Linked DNA regions of Mus musculus: region 2 is linked to region 1. The links are chromatin loops, found by intact Hi-C in ENCODE. Cell type or tissue: left cerebral cortex. All regions are shown on one strand.

The links. Hi-C counts contacts between places; a loop is a spot of excess contacts. Peaks named below come from ENCODE experiments on the same cell type or tissue, not always from the same donor. Only the 100,000 strongest peaks of a DNase experiment are listed, where the experiment ranks them.
Region 2: a loop joins it to region 1, with 2.1 times the contacts of the local background. A loop is called at or near these places in 5 of 42 quality-filtered maps.

Annotation. Positions count from the first base shown.
Region 1 is chr6:113,437,811-113,445,810 of GRCm38, reverse strand. Jagn1 (jagunal homolog 1) reads right to left here and starts at 3,242. Exons shown (of 2, transcript NM_026365.3): 1 at 3,014-3,242. The coding sequence starts at 3,102. In left cerebral cortex, CTCF peaks have their summits at 2,526 (motif pointing left) and 4,488 (motif pointing left); DNase peaks (open chromatin) are centred at 2,547, 2,809, 3,265 and 4,472; H3K4me3 peaks cover 1,515 bases; H3K27ac peaks cover 959 bases.
Region 2 is chr6:113,526,762-113,534,761 of GRCm38, reverse strand. It overlaps Emc3 (ER membrane protein complex subunit 3), which reads left to right and starts at 3,124. Exons shown (of 8, transcript NM_175101.3): 1 at 3,124-3,434. The coding sequence starts at 3,280. Fancd2 (Fanconi anemia, complementation group D2) reads right to left here and starts at 3,080. Exons shown (of 44, transcript NM_001033244.3): 1 at 3,014-3,080; 2 at 891-988. The coding sequence starts at 954. In left cerebral cortex, CTCF peaks have their summits at 3,008 and 4,578 (motif pointing right); a DNase peak (open chromatin) is centred at 3,111; H3K4me3 peaks cover 1,622 bases; H3K27ac peaks cover 674 bases.

The DNA of each region.
Region 1 (8,000 bases):
GTAGAGTTAATAATCTTCATGAGATAACAACTCTGTATCTGGTGATATCTCAAACTTCAGGAGTCTGACCCCAAGGAGTCTTTTTAGGCATATTTAGGCACAGCATGGTTTGGTGGAAATTTTCCTGGCGATGACTATCGAGGCCTGTGTAAAGATGAACAACAAATGGCTTTAGAACTAATAGAATATGGCCCACTGGTCAGCACAACCAGGATGCGTGTGCCTGCGAGAGGCGGAGGGCTGAGGAAGGTGTGCCCTGGGGACTTCATGCTGTTACGCAGCATCTCTCTGCGAGTCCTCAGTCATCACGTCACCCCTAATCTATGGGTTGTATGAAAACTCTAAGGGGGTTTCCAGGCCCTCACGAGGCAGTGTCCTTAGCAGGACACAAATAGCGATTGATCTTTTTCAAGCAGGCACTTTAATTTGCTGCTGGAGCAAATTAATGATCCATCCATCACTCTCAGAAAGGACTTAGAGATGGAGACTGTGAGTGACGTCCACCACCCTTAGAAAGAATGTGGAGATGTAGGTTGTTAGTAAAGTTAGGTTAAGATGTTTTAGTTAGTGGCTTTGATCTAGAAAATCTTGGGTTACAACTTAGAAAGGTACACTTTTAAATATTGAGCGAGGGTTGTTTTTTAAGGTCAGAGAACAAGAACAATGACAACCCAGCCAGCTCTAGCTGACCTGCCTCTCTTGCTAACGCTGGGTTGGTGATCAAGATGATTAATTTCTTGTACCCATTTTTGCCCTCAGCTTCCTGATAGGATTTAATAAGAAAAAAAAATTTTTTTTTTGTGGAAGAAAATTTGTTAATGAATAGATCTGCACCCTGAGGATTTAAAGTAGAAATGACTGATTGTTTCTTATATAAAACTGTAGATTTATGATTCTTTTAAGATTTTTATAAGATTATTTTTTTAAGATAAATAATAATTGACTCTTTCTTTGTAATTACAAACTGCAGCCTGCCAGGAAGAGAAACTGGCTGAGACAACTGCTTGCTCACACTTGGTTAATCTATAACAGGTTGCTTAGTTACGAATGCATGTGGGTTCTTGGGAATAATTTTTTTTTCACCCATAATATGTAAAACACTTGATCGTGCAAGGGTATTGGGAAACTTCATTGTAATCATTCACTTAAGGAAAAATAGAATGTAACCACATCGTGATTCAAAGATTTGGCTGGGATACATAAGCTGTAGGTGAAAGGGCTGTTCGAGCTTTGCTTCGTCTACCAAATGTATGTGTGTGTATGCATACATGTGAAGTTGTTGGAGCTTGTTGGAGATTGCATCATCTACCAAGTGTGTGAGTGTGTGTGCCTGTATTACATCACTGCCAACCCCACATCCCCACCTTGGATCACTGAACACAACTGTCAGAGTTGGCCGTCAACAGATAGCTAATTCAATCCCATGTGCACAATAAGCTTAAGGCTTGACTGCACCCTTTGGTCCCAGGCCCTGGGGGAAAGGAAGGAAGTGCATGCTTGGGGACTGGTCCCACTGGATCTCTATCCTAACGTCCATGGCCGTCAGCACCCCTCCTTTCCCCAAGGTGAAATGGAGGGTGCTGTGGGGGCCTGCCCACTCCATGGCAGTGCCCTGAAGGAGTCAGACTACCATGGCATCGCAGGCCCAGAGGGCAGACATTTTTTCTAGTTTTTAATTGGGGTGTGGGAGGGTTTGGGGAGGTTTTCTATCACTGTGTTGTTTTTCTGCTGAGGGTGGAATATTCTGCCCTTTTAATCAAGGTGATTGTGATTTTGACTAATAAAAAGGACTTTATAATTGAAGAAAAAAAAAAAAAAGACTTGACTGCATTGAAACTCTTTGTAAACTTCATGTGACATCTTCCATAAAGATAGGGTCTACAGGTGGTGTCACACGCCTTTAATCTTATCAGGCAGAGGTAGGTGGGTCTCTGAGTTTGATGCCAGCCTGGTCTACAAAGTGAGTTCCAAGAAAGCCTGGAATTACAAGGAGAAACCCCATCTCGAAAAACCACTAAAGGAAGGACAGAGGCAGGTGAGGGAAAGAAAGACTCAGTGCAGAACACAATACAGACAGGATGGATAGATAGCCTGTAAGAGTTTATCAAACAAATAAAGGAACGTAGAAAGATCTCCTTATATGGACGTATTCCTAAACCTCAGGATGGACAGGGTCACCTTTTACCACCCACATCCAGACAGCCCCAAGTTTAGCAGCCACCACACTCCTATGCTGTGCCTTTACACAAACGACTTGCTAATTCCTCACCAAAACCTAAAAATCATGAAATTTTCTCCCTCTAAAAATGTGAAAACTGAGACTCCAATTGGAAATAACCCGAGTTGGAGCTGGAGAGTAGGCTCGCTGCAGTGGAGGCGGTTTGGGTTCATGAACCACAACTCTAGCTTCCAAAATCACTTCTGACGTGTGGTTAGAGACATGGCTTGCCACCTTTCTGGGCTTGGCTCTCAGCACCAACCTCGGGTAGACTCCAAATGCCATGTGTAACTCCAGCTCCAACGCCCTCTACTGGATTCTGCGAGCAGTTGCTCTCACGTGCACAAATACACACACACACACACACACACACGAAATTAAAAATAAAAATCTTTAAAAATGTTAAGGAGTTCTCAGGCCAAGTGCATCCCTGAAAAGCCAGAAGCACTCAGGAGACTAAAGAGAAGGCTGTGAGTTCGAGATCAGCCTGGACGCTACCGTGGGATCTAGACTTGAAAAAGAAAAGTGGCAGTGGCGTTCCCAAGGTCACCCAGGGGGCCAGCACCGAACCACGAGCCTGTGCAGGCTGGATCCCCTCAAAGAATAAGTCGGACCAAGGTGGGCCACGGGGTTTCCCCGGCCTGGAAACAGAGCAGAGGTCGTTAGAGCAGGGGACCTGGCGGGTACACGACAACTGGCTGGGGGGCGACAGCGTGAGGACCACTGGCGTCGCTTCTTCCCAGGATCTGCAGGCTCCGCCGGGAAAGGCCTCGGTACGCCTGGCTCACCTCGTACCTCATCTGGTAGTGCATGGCGACGCGCTCCCGGTGCTGAAAGTCGCTGCCGTCGGTGCCGGCCGCTCGCGGGCCTGCCCGAGACGCCATTGTACAGAACTAAGGCCCCTAACGCCGACCCTCTGCTCACACACCCAGCCAAGCACCCTGCGAACCCCTTCCCTGCTACCTCGGCCCGGCTTTCACTACACGGCGTGGAGCTCCGGGAGAACTTCCGGCCTCTCTATCCTGGGAGGACTGACTCTGTGGTTCCTTCTTCGCGCATGCGTTCTTGGCCTTTCTGAGGTTCTTTGCCAGAGTAGAGCGATTGCGGAATTAACAGTCCCTAGAAATGGTTCACTGACCTGCCCAGAGATCCCATCGTGCAGAACCGAACCCCAGGCCGCTGATGCCGAGCAACCAAGCCCCCAGCAAACCCCTTTTAACTTCATTTAAAGCATTTAAAATAATTACTTGTGTATGGGTGTTTTGTCTGTCTGTCTATGCACCACGTGTGGTTTTTGTGCCTGCAGAGGCTGGAAGAGGACATAGGATAGATTTGCTAGCTATACTGTGAGTGCTGGGATTTAAACCTAGTTCTATTGACCTCTTAACGGCTGACCCAGACCTTAAGTTGTAATTCTTGAGACAGGGCTTCATGTGCTTCATGCTGGCCTCGAACTCTTGACGGTCTTTTTTGCTTCAATCTCCCAAGGCGTGATTATAGTCTTAAACCATACCTAACTAGACTTGGCATCTTTGCCCAGTGGCTTGTTGCACATCTATATTTCCTGAAGCTCCACACAACCTTGGGGTTAGGGTCCAGAGCAAAGACGTTATACAACGAAAAGTATAGGGTGGTCAATGCTGAGAGGCGTCACTCAGAGGCTGAAGCAGTAAAGAGGCATCTCTTCCTCCCTGCAATGCTCTCCATAGTCTGAGACCCTGCGTCCTGAGGGCTAACTGGAACAAAGATGGCTGTGAATATTTGTAATCTCCTCAACGTGAAAGGTGGAGGCAGGAACAGGAGGAGTTCATTGAGGCCAGCCTGGCCTGTGTTGAACGTTTGCCAATAAATTAATTAAATAATTAATAACTGGAGAGTTATTAACAGTGGTTAAGAGTACCTACTGTTTTTGCTAAGGACCCAGATTGTTTGTTTTATTGAGACAGAGTCTCACTATGTCCTGGCATTTGCTATGTGGGTAGCCTTGAACTCACAGAGTGTTCTCCTTGCCGGATGTGTTATACAGCGAATGCATGTCGGGTGCCAGGGGAAGTCAGGAGAGGCCGTCAAACCCCCAAATGCCCTGGAACTGGAGCGCTTGTTGTGAGCTACCATGCAGGCTCTGGAAATCCAACTCAGGTCCTTTTCAAGAACAATCGCTCTTAGCCACTGATCCATCTCACCACCCCTTTGGGGTTTGGCTCCCAACACCTACAGCTCACAACTCACTGAAACTCCAGTTCCAGAGTCTCTAGCACCCTCTTCTGGCCTAGGTGGGCACTGCATTCATACTGTATACAGACCTACACGCAGGTCAAATACCCAAACACACATAAGATTTTTTTAAATTGATTTTTATTTTTTAAGGCAAACAAATGGCTGTACTGGGCATAGGAGTGTATGCCTGTGATCACAGCACTTGGGAAGTTGAAGCATGAGTTTGAGGTCAGCCTAGGCAATACAGTAAGATCTCTTCTACCTACCTACCTACCTACCTACCTACCTACCTACCTACCTACCTATCTGAACATATCTAGTTGCTGTATGGAGACTGGGCTGGAGGGGAGAAAGGTGAAGTCTACTTCAGTAGCAGAAGCAAGAAATAACCCAGTGGCTTTAGAGCTGAACTTGGAAGATCTTAGAGTTGAAATATGGCTGAGGCACCCTGCCAGAGCCGAGGCTGCCAGCAGTGTCCTCAGGGTAATTCAGAGAGCTGTGGGGCCTGCCAGCCTGGGCCTGCTCACCTTCAGAGTCTATGCAGCACCCCAAAAGGACTCACCTCACAAAAATTACATGAAGTTCTATGATCTTTCAGCTTGCTCAGCTCCTGGGGCGGTCTCAATGTAAGGAGGAGCCAAGGATGCATCGTGAAGGAACTATCTCACAGCTCTAACATCATTTGTGAGCCGTATACAAGTTGATGTCAGCAAACATACTCCCAAACTGAACCCCAGTGGGGATTAGATAACTACGACTATCTCCAAAATGCCTCCTGGATTCCCCCAGGACTCAGTGTTATTGGTTTTGGTTGTTTGGTGCATAGTTGTAGAACACTTGTGGAAGGAAGGATTTCAGAAGCCAGAAAATGTGAAGAATTTGTCTGGAAATTGATAGAAAACTCCATGTTCTGCCAATTTTAATCAGTTATAGATAAACATTGGAAACTCCAGATGGCAAATCAATATTTCTATAGACAAAGGGCAGAGTCAGCATTGGATATGGTAAGTTAGCTTTCTTCTTCAGGAAAAAACAACACTAAGCCTTTTTGGGCAATGACATAGTACAAGCCAAATACTCTGCAATCCTTCCATGAAAATAATATAAGGCCTTAGAACTACTCTTTCTTATAACATTATTTAGGCACATAATTCAAATCAGGATTCAAACAAAAAATATAATAAGATAATAAAATAAAATATTGCTGAAAAGCTACAAGAAGAAATACAACATGGAGTTTCTCACTACGTTTCCAATTTTCCAACATTTATTAATTCAAAACTAAAAGAAAATTTCTTTAAAACAAGTATCAGGGGCTAGACAAGCTGTCTCAGCCATTAAGAGCCTTAGCTATTCTTACAGCCAACCCAAGCACCATTCCCATCCTGGTGGTCCACACCATCTATAACTCTGGTTCCAGTGGAGTCGATGCCCTCTTCTGACCTCCTCCTCTGACATCAGGCATGCATCTTGTGCACAGTTGAATGTATCAAGCTTTTAAAATATGATTTATTATTTTATGAATTTTTTGCTTGTATATATCCACACGTGCACCCTGTGGATGCCTGGTGCCCTAAGAGGACAGAAGAGGGTGTCAGATCCAGTAGAACTGGAATTACAGATAGTTGTGAACCACTATATGGGTGCTGGAGCCAAACCTAGGTCCTCTGTAAAGCTCTACTCTATCTGTGAGCTATCTCCCAGCCCCTGTCAAGTCGTCGTCGTCTTCTTCTTCTTTTTCTTCTTCTTCTTCTTCTTCTTCTTCTTCTTCTTCTTCTTCTTCTTCTTCTTCTTCTTCTTCTTCTTCTTCTTCTTCTTCTTCTTCTTCTTCTTCTTCTTCTTCTTCCTTCTCCTCCTCCTCCTCCTCCTCCTCTTCCTCTCCTCCTCCTCTTCCTCTCCTCCCCCCCCCTCTCTCCTTCTTTCCTTTTGTAGAGCTACAAACTCTCTATATAACCCTGGAACTCACTCTGAAGATGGGGCTAGACCTGAGCTCCTGGAGACCTGCCTGCCTCTGCCTTCCAGGCGCTGGGATTAACAGTCCTTTTCAAGCTTATATTGCATGGCTGCACCTTCAGCTGAGTCACAGCCCGGGTACTTCTCTACCCGGAAGTGTCTTGAAAGATCTTCCCATGGTGCGCCTGGTGCTTTCCCTCCCCTCTGTAAGTTTCAAAGGCAGGGACCAGAACTGAGACCCGTGTCCCTGTGTCTCAGCGTGCCTGATGGTGTGTAAACTTTCAAGGAGTATTTACAGAGAGATTAATGTCAGTGAGACTCAAAGGGTCTTTACCCAAAAGCACTCGGATGAATCCCCTCAGGCTAGTGGTCCATCATAGGAAGTCTTTTTCTGCTTTTTTTCTTTAAACCCCCGTGCCTCCTGTGATAAACATAGTGCGCCAGTTTCTTGAGTCAGCCTCTGGCCTATCTGTCAAGAGACACCAAGTACACATGGAATGTTTAATAAATGTTTGGGGCGTGAATGTGGAAGGGAGGGGCCTGACCCTTTGCCTAGAACTTCCTTGCGGAACTGTTTCACTTGGACTTTCTCCTGGCTATGCTGTCTGTCTGAGGGTTGAGCTATTCGTGTTCCAATCTCAAATCTATTGCACCACATCTTTTCCTTTTTTTTTTTTTTTTTTTTTTTTTTTTTTTTTTTTTGAGACAGGGTCTCATGTAACCTAGGCTAGCCCAGAGCTCACTTTCTGTATAGATGAGATGATCCTCCTGCCTCTACCATCTCCCAAGTGAGGGAATAACAGGCCTACATGGCTTTCTTTGGACTCTGATGGTATCATTTCCCCGACCCCACCCCCCAGGACAGTCAATGTCTGCTCACCTGTTGGAGTACAGCTCCTCTCACCTCTCTGGGTCAATAAGCCATTCCGTTCTCCCAACATTTGTTGTCCTAACATGTTGGATTTGTTGTTGTTTGTTTGTGGGGTTTAATTTGTATCTTTTATACTAATTTATTTAATATATGTGACACATACACACGGGGCTTGTGGGAAGGTCAGAAGGTGACTCGCAGGAGTAAGTTCTTTCCATTATGTAGGTCCCAATGATTGAATTCATCGAATTTGTAAGTACCCACAGAGCCATTTTGATGGCCCTCGTGCTGTTTTGAACATCAAGGTCTGTGGTGGTTTGAATATGTTTGGTTCAGGGAGTGGCACTATTAGGTATGGCCTTATTGACAGAAGTGTGTCACTGTGGGTGTAGCCTTTAAGATACTCATCCTAGCTGCGTGGAAGCCAGTCTTCTTCTATAAGCCTTCAGATGGAGATGTAGAACTCTCAACTCCTCCTGTACCATGTCTGCCTGGATGCTGCCATGTTTTTGCTTTGTTGATAATGAACTGAACCTCTGAATCTGTAAGCCAGTCCCAATTAAATGTTGTCCTTATAAGAGTTGCCTAGGTCTTGGTGTCTGTTCACAGTCTGGTGTATAGTGTGAAACTGGGTCCTCTATAGAGGTGTTCAGTGCTCTTGACCACTGAGACAGCTCTCCAACCCCTGTAATAATATGAACATTTTTGTAGAGGTTTTGAGGTAGACATATTTGTGTGTAT
Region 2 (8,000 bases), 89 kb before region 1:
TTACTTTTTTAGGAATAAAAGGAGACAAGTTACTATTTTTTTCTCTTCTGTTTTTTGTTTTTGAAACAAGGTCTCTCCTTGTAGTTCTGACTATCCTGGACCTCACTATATAGACCAGGCTGACATCAAACCCACAGCAATCCCCTCCTTCTGCTGGGATTAAAGGTGTGTCTCACCACACCCAGACCACTTGTTGTTCAAAAGGATGAATATTTCTTATTTTTGTGTTCTAGGATCTAGATAATATTGATAATGTATAAGAATTTTTACAAAGATTTATTTCTGGTCTAGAGAGATGGCTCACCGGTTAAGAGTACTGACTGCTCTTCCAGAGGTCCTGAGTTCAATCCCCAGCAACTACATGGTGGCTCACAACCATCTGTAATGGGATCCAATGCCCTCTTCTGGTTTGTGTCTGAAGACAGCTAAAGTGTACTCATATAAATAAAATAAGTAAATCTTTAAAAAAAAAGATTTATTTCTATTCTGTATGGATAGCTGTTTGCCTGCCGGAACCTAAATGTACCACATGAATGTACCGTGTCCTCTGGGACCAGAAGAGGACACTGAATCCCTGGAACTGAAATTACAGGTGATTGTGGGTGCCATGTGGGAGCTGGAAATGAAAGCAGCAAGTACTCTTAACCACTGCATCATCCACCCAGCTTAATAGTAATTATTTTTATGAAGGTGGAGAGTGAAGTTCAGAAGGTATCCAAAAGCCCTAAGTGGCATTTGAGGCAGACACTCAATCCTTAAGCTCCTAGGATCTCTGTATTCTCTCCAGTAATCCATAACAGATGTCAGCACTTGAGAAGCAAGAGTTCTGCATCTTTTCCTGTCTCATGCATCTGTGATTCACATATAACAACAAAAGGGTAGATACTTACTGGAGGCATCTTCTGTCAGGTTTTCTTTATCCTCAGAATCTAGCCGACGTCTTTTGGAAATCATTTTGACTAACGTCTTCTGCCACTTATATTACTTCCTTAAAAAAACACCCAGGAGTTGGAAATTTAGCTCAGTGATATACACACTGCTTACCTCCACCACCAAAAGAACCAGCATAATCGGAGACTAGGAGTCATTCTAAAAACTATTCTCTCTACAAGCAGAGGGTTTGAGTCTTCACATTAACGCTGTCCAAACCACCCAAATGCTGAGCACATTTCAACTCCTACAACTGGCCAAGTTGCTTCTTTCACCAGGCTACTTCTCTGTTGCTAAAGGAGAAAGCCCATAACTCGTCTTCTGAGACTCAAGACCATCACCTAAGCTGCTCTCTAACAGGTTACTTCAGTACTGTGTCATGGTGGTGCTAAGGACTGAAGGTATAAGACAAGACAAACATCAAACATTGCAAAACAAGACAGACATCATTCCAGCGTGCAGGAGGCGTACAGCATTACAAGGTCTTAATGTATTGAACTACGTCTGTGTGACTGCAATCGAAGAGAAGCCAGGGAATTGAGTGAGAGCTTATGAGGACCGTTAGTCTACCTGTAGGTGGAGCAGTGAAGAAAAGCAGGAACAATTTTTCTGAACACGTTTTCCGTTTCAACATCATAGCTTTGTGTGTGCTAGGACAGTCATTTTTATTTTTAAAATATCTAAATCTTAGGTGTATGATGATTTGCCTGTGCATACGACTGTGGACCATGTACACACTGGATGCCTGCATAGGCCAGAAGAGAGTATTAGAGCCCCCAGAAGTGAAGTTACAGATAGTTATGAGCCACTATGTGGGTGCTGGGAAAGGAGCCGAGATTCTCTGCAGAGCAGCAAGTGTTCTTAACCACTGAGCTATTTTTCTAGTACGTATTTATTTTTAAGACAGGATTCCACCATGTAAATTGGACTGGCTGGTCTACATAGTTACCAGTTACATTCTAGGCCAGCTTCAGATATACAGTGAGGCCCTATCTCAATAACCAACAAACAAACAACCTTGTCTTATATGCTCTAATTATAATCTACATATTTCTCACATGCTAACTTAAGAAAGATACCATTACTAGTCTCCTAATCAGGGGAAGGGCTGAGGTTCTAACTCTAAAAAGTCTGGTTCCAGAATCTGTACTCCTTGTTTTGTTCATTTATTTTTGGTTCTTAGACAGGCCAGAATCTGTGGGTTTTGTCTTACTTTCAACTTCTAGGGTCTTGTGTAGCTGTTTGGTCTTGAACTCATACATAGCCAAAGGCAACTTCTCCTGCCTCCACCTCCTAAAAGCCAAGACTATGGGCTATTATTATTATTACTGTTTTTTATTTGGTTGGTTTTGTTTTTTTGTTTTGCTTTCTTTTGTTTGAGACAGGGTTTCTCTCACTCTGAGGACTGGCTGACCTTGATCGAACTCAGAGATCCAACTTCCTCTGTCTCTCAAGTGACACCACCACCCAGCTTCTCTCTCTCTCTCTTTATTTTTCTGTGTATACAATGTTCTGTCTGCACATCAGAAAAGGGTATCAGATTTCATTATACATGGTTATGAGCCACCATGTGGTTAAGGGGAATTGAACTCAGGACCTTTGGAGAAGCAGCCAGTGCTCTTAACCTCCAAACCATCTCTCCAGACTAGGGCAATGGTTTCTATTAAGGATTAACGTTCCTGGGCTGGTGAGACAGCTCTGGGATTAAGAGCGTTTACTGCTCTTGCAGAGGACCCAGGTTCAGTTCCCATTCAAACATGCGGCTCAAAACTGCCTGTAACTCCAGTTCTAGGGAATCCTGCGCCCCTTCGGGTTCCTATATGCATGTGGTGCACATAAACACAGAAGGTCAAATCATACATATACATTAAATAAGTCTTGCCAAAAAAAAAAAAAAAAAAGCCTCAAAAACTAAAAACAGGTTCAAATTTCTTATTATACGAGATTTCTTATTATGCGTTTCCTACAATAATATGTAATCACTGACAGCCACTTTTCAGAGGGAAACACTAGAACAAGTCAGGGCCGTCTGACTTCGGAGAGATACCATCTCGCTCCCAGGAAAGCCTAAAAAGCCACTAACCTGGGGACCCGCCAGTTGCTTCCCTTCGTTTTCGACTTTCCCGCTAGAAGAACGGCGCTCTGACGCCATCAAAGCCGCGCCGTGGCGTGACGTTACTCGCCCGCACCGGAAGTTGACGGCCTGGCGGCCCAGCTGGAAACAGTGCGCGGAGAAAGCTAGGCTGCCCCAGATTCCACGCCAGCCAGACTGAGGGGCGGGTGAAGGCCCGGAGCCGAAAGCCGGGAGGAACCCAACTCCTCCCGACCCGCAGCGAACTCTCAGCGAAGATGGCGGGGCCCGAGCTGCTGCTTGACTCCAACATCCGCCTCTGGGTGGTCCTGCCCATCGTTATCATCACTTTCTTCGTGGGCATGATCCGCCACTACGTGTCAATCCTACTGCAGAGCGACAAGAAGCTCACCCAGGAACAAGTGTCTGACAGGTCAGTACCCTCACCCTATCCTGCTGACCTCACTCCCGGGTGACCTTGGTCAAGAAAGTGCAGGGATTGATTGTATCACTTTAACTGAGTTTTCATCGCGCCCCTACGGGTTGACCTTGGCGGTTAGCTGTGTTTCATTTTTGTCAGTAAAATGGGAATAATCTCAGTACCTACCTAATAGAGAGAGCAGGCATGTAGATGTTAGATTGGATGATACCTAAAAGCCTTTAGCCCAGGGCCTTGCATGTACTAAGTGTTTAAGAAAACGTTCTTAATATTGTTAGGCTAGTTGCCAACCGTCAGTGAGGTTCTCTCTGAACTATCCTGCTCCATTCCGTTATTAAGAGTACCCACTGAGAGTCAGATGCAATATTCCCTTGAGTCCTGCTAACATCCAGGCAAGTGAATTTCATAATCTACACTACCAAAGAACTGTAGTGATCTGCTGAGATGCTAAGGTATAAAGTGCCTCCAAAGCTTGGAGACTACCACAGAGACGTGTGAGGAGTTGCGATGGACCATTCCACCTGCCTCCTCTCCTCACTTGCCTTCTTACAGTGCTTTTCTGTGGGAGACAGAACTTTGACATAACTTCAGCCACTTCACATTAAAATCAGTAACAGTTTTCAATCACTTATTCTAGTCATTTTCAGAGACTAGCTGAAGACAGTGCTGCTGGTTCCTTGACTTGTCCAGATCACATAGGAATCACTTTAATGAAGAGAAACGTTTCAAACGTTTCTGCAGAGAACAGAAAACAAAAACCAAAACAAAACAAAAACCTCATTTTGCCGGGCGTGGTGGCACACACCTTTAATCCCAGCACTTGGGAGGCAGAGGCAGGTGGATTTCTGAGTTCAAGGCCAGCCTGGTCTACAGAGTGAGTTCCAGGACAGCCAGAGCTATACAGAGGAACCCTGTCTCGAAAAACCAAAAAAAAAGAAGAAGAAGAAAAAAAAAAAAAAAACCTCATTTTATCGTATTTAAAAGTTACTTTCTTTTTGTGGCAAGTAATACTGGATTTCCATTTGCTGGTGATTTAAAGATCACCTTAAATTAAAAACACTTTAAAAAAAAAAAGATTTATTTTATGTATGTGAGCACACTGTTGCTGTGTTCAGGCACACCAGAAGAGGGCATCAGATCTCACTATAGATGGTTGCAGCCACCATGTGGTTGCTGGGATTTGAACTCAGAACCTCTGGAAGAGCAGTCAGTGCTCTTAATGGCTGAACCATCTCTCCAGCCCTAAAAACACTTCTTCTGCAATGAGGCTGTGATGTAACTCAGTTGGGTACAGTGCTTGGACAGCTGGCTTTGAAGCCCTGGGTTCCTTACCCCAGCATAAGCCAGCTATGGCAGTGTAAGCCTGTAATGCCAGGACTCAAAGATGGAGGTAGGAAGATCAGAAGCTCAAGCAAGCTACCTATAGACTGGAGGTCAGGCTGGTGCACATGAGAGTCTGTCCCCCAAAATGTCCAGCTTGGGTATTTTCGATTGTCTTTTTTTTTTTTTTTTTTTTTGTCTTTCCTTATTCTGCTGCTGATAATAATAATAACAACAGCAATAATAATAATAAGCCAGCTTTATGAAACATTCTAAGCAGGTACAATGATAAGGACTTAACATTTGTTAATTTATTTAAAACCAAAAAGCAACTCAATGTGGTTGATACTGTCCTCATTTTATAGAAACTGAGACTTTAACAGAGTTCCGTAATAGTAATGGATGATGACAATTCATGACTTTAAGCTAAATCTCGTGGTTCCCAAGCCTAGGTTCTTTCTTTTTCCCAACAGTGCCCACTATGACTATTTTGTGTGCCATTAGTTTCAGAGCTGACTAGAGACAGCCCCCTGAAGCAAGCCTTAGGAAGTTAGCTTAGTACAGACTTGAAAACTACAAGAAGATGGGGAGTGGAGAAAACTCAGTAATTTAAATTTTATTTAGTTTTTTTTTAAGTATCTACTTTTGCTAGCATGGTGGTGCATGCCTTTCATCCCAGCACTCAGGAAGCAGAAGCAGGTAGATATGTGAGAGTTCCAGGGCAACCTGGTCTCTTTAGAATGTTCCAGAACAGCCAGAGCTACATAACAGAGAGACCCTGTCTCAAAAAAAAAATGTATTTTTGTTTTGTTCTTTGTGATTGAGCGTTTGCCTGCATGTATGAATTGTGTATGTACTGTATGTGTCGTGCCTGCGGAGGCTAGAGGAGGGGGGTGGATCCACTGGAGTTGGAGTTATAGAAAACTAGTTGTGAGCGGCCATGTGGGAGCTAGGAACTGAACCAGGCTCCTCTACAAGAACAACAAGTGGGTTAACTGCTCAGCCATTGCTCCAGCCTCATTCAACAGTTTCTGATTCCTGTAAAATAATTGTCATTTTATCCTCACAACGAAGCATGCTATCCTAACCCCGCTTTTATAACTAAAAGGAAAATCAGAGAAATCAAACAGCCTTTCCAAAGTCATCAGGGTAATAGAGCATTGCATTTGTACAGATTGAGTGTAACTATGTGATGCAGTTTTCTGCCCTGGTTCACCTCACAGTTTTAGAGTGATGATTCTAAATGACATCAGACCCTCAGCTCTTTTAGTATTCTTTTTTTTGTTGTTGTTTGTTTTTTTTTGGTTTTTTGTTTTTTTTGAGACAGGGTTTCTCTGTGTAGCCTTGGCTGTCCTGGAACTCACTCTGTAGACCAGGCTGGCCTTGAACTCAGAAATCCACCTGCCTCTGCCTCCCGAGTGCTGGGATTAAAGGCGTGCGCCACCACTCCCGGCTCTTTTAGTATTCTACAGATGAATTATACAGTTTATATATAAGAAGGTTGGTTGGTTTGTTGGTTTGTTTTTCAAGAACTTTTAAAAGGTAACACAGTGTCCGAGGTGTAATAATCAGAAATAAAGGAAAGAGATTTTTAGTATGCATTTCATACATGCATATTTGTGCACAGCTATCTTACAAGATGTCATATGCATACATCTAGCTATAAAATCACAACTAGGACAGATCAATTGTGGGCTAAAGCAGATGATGTCACAGAGGCAGTACTGTCTATAAATGGTATACTAAGTCTACCCAGAACCTGTTTATAAACTTAGTAGCTAGAAAGCCTGTGCTCCTTCCACACTGGAGTTAGGTTTGCACCTTAGATAACTAGAATAGTTGAGTGAGGTATACAGAAGTAGTGTAGGACATAGGACCATTCCTTGTTACATAACTACCTAGCATTGAGGATATCATAACATCTCTAAATCCATGACAAGTGACAGTTATATGGCATTTCTCCTCCACACTGTCATTACGACAATCAAAAAAGTTCCAGATATGTCAAACAGGGTAGCTTACACCTAGACTCCTAGAGCAGGGGAAGCTTACGTAGGATCACCATGGGTTTGAGATCAGATAGGGTAAGGGCTATAGTGTAAGACATTGTCTCACACCAACCCTTTCCCTTGAAATAGCCAGGGATAATGGTACACAACTATAATCCCAGCACATGGAAGGATGAGGCAGGAGAATTGAGACGTCATGGCCAGCCTGGGCTCAGTGAAACACCTTCTCAAAAGAAACAAAAAGTTGCCCAGATTTCCATAAGGCCTCTAGAGGGTGGTACTATCCCTGTGGAGAGTCATGCTATGGGGAACATCTCTAGTCGTAATCTCTCCATCTCTGAGTGAGGTGTTTAGGTCATGCCCACTCTGACATGGTGCAACTTTACCCCACCAAAAACTGTTCTTGGGGCTGCTAATGTTAAAAGTACTTATTGCTCTTTCAGAGGACCTGAGTTCAGTTCCTAGCACCTGTGTTAGGCAGCTCACATCTGCCAATAACCTCAACTCCAGAGGAGCTGACTCTCAATTTCAAAGGCACACAAAGCATGTATTCACAGACATACACAAAAATAAAATAATTTTTAAAAGATGTCCTTTATTGTAAAGCATTTTTTTGATACAGCACGAATTAACATTAGCCTGAATAGTCACAAAAATGGAAATGTGCTATTTTACATTATTTAACTTTTACTGGGTTGAAATTTAGCTGTGGACCAGATACAGTGGCATATGACTTTAGTCTCAGCACTTGAGAGGCAGAGGCAGATGGGTCTCTTAAATTTGAAGCTAGCCAGGTCTAAATAGTGAGTTCTAATCCAACCAGGACTATAAAGTGAGACCTTCCCTTAAAAATGAGAAAATTAACTGTAACTCTTTTGTAAAATGTATAAACCAGAAATGAAATATACATGAATAGAATTATCCTACAGCTGGAGACTATATGTGTATGTGTGTGTGAGTATATATATGTGTGTGTGTGTGTGTATGTATGTGTGTATGTGTGTGTATATATATATATATATATATACTCACATTTCTCAAACTCAGAATATATTGATTTGTTAGAGAGAAAAAAAAACAAAACAGATTCTTGAGGATTGGGTGAAATATACTAAAAGCTAAGCTGTGGGCGTGAGAAGTACAGCTGGTACCTACCCAACACTGAGTTCAATACCTACAACCTATGTGGTAGAATGAGAAAACCAACTTCTGCAGGCTGTCCTCTGACCTC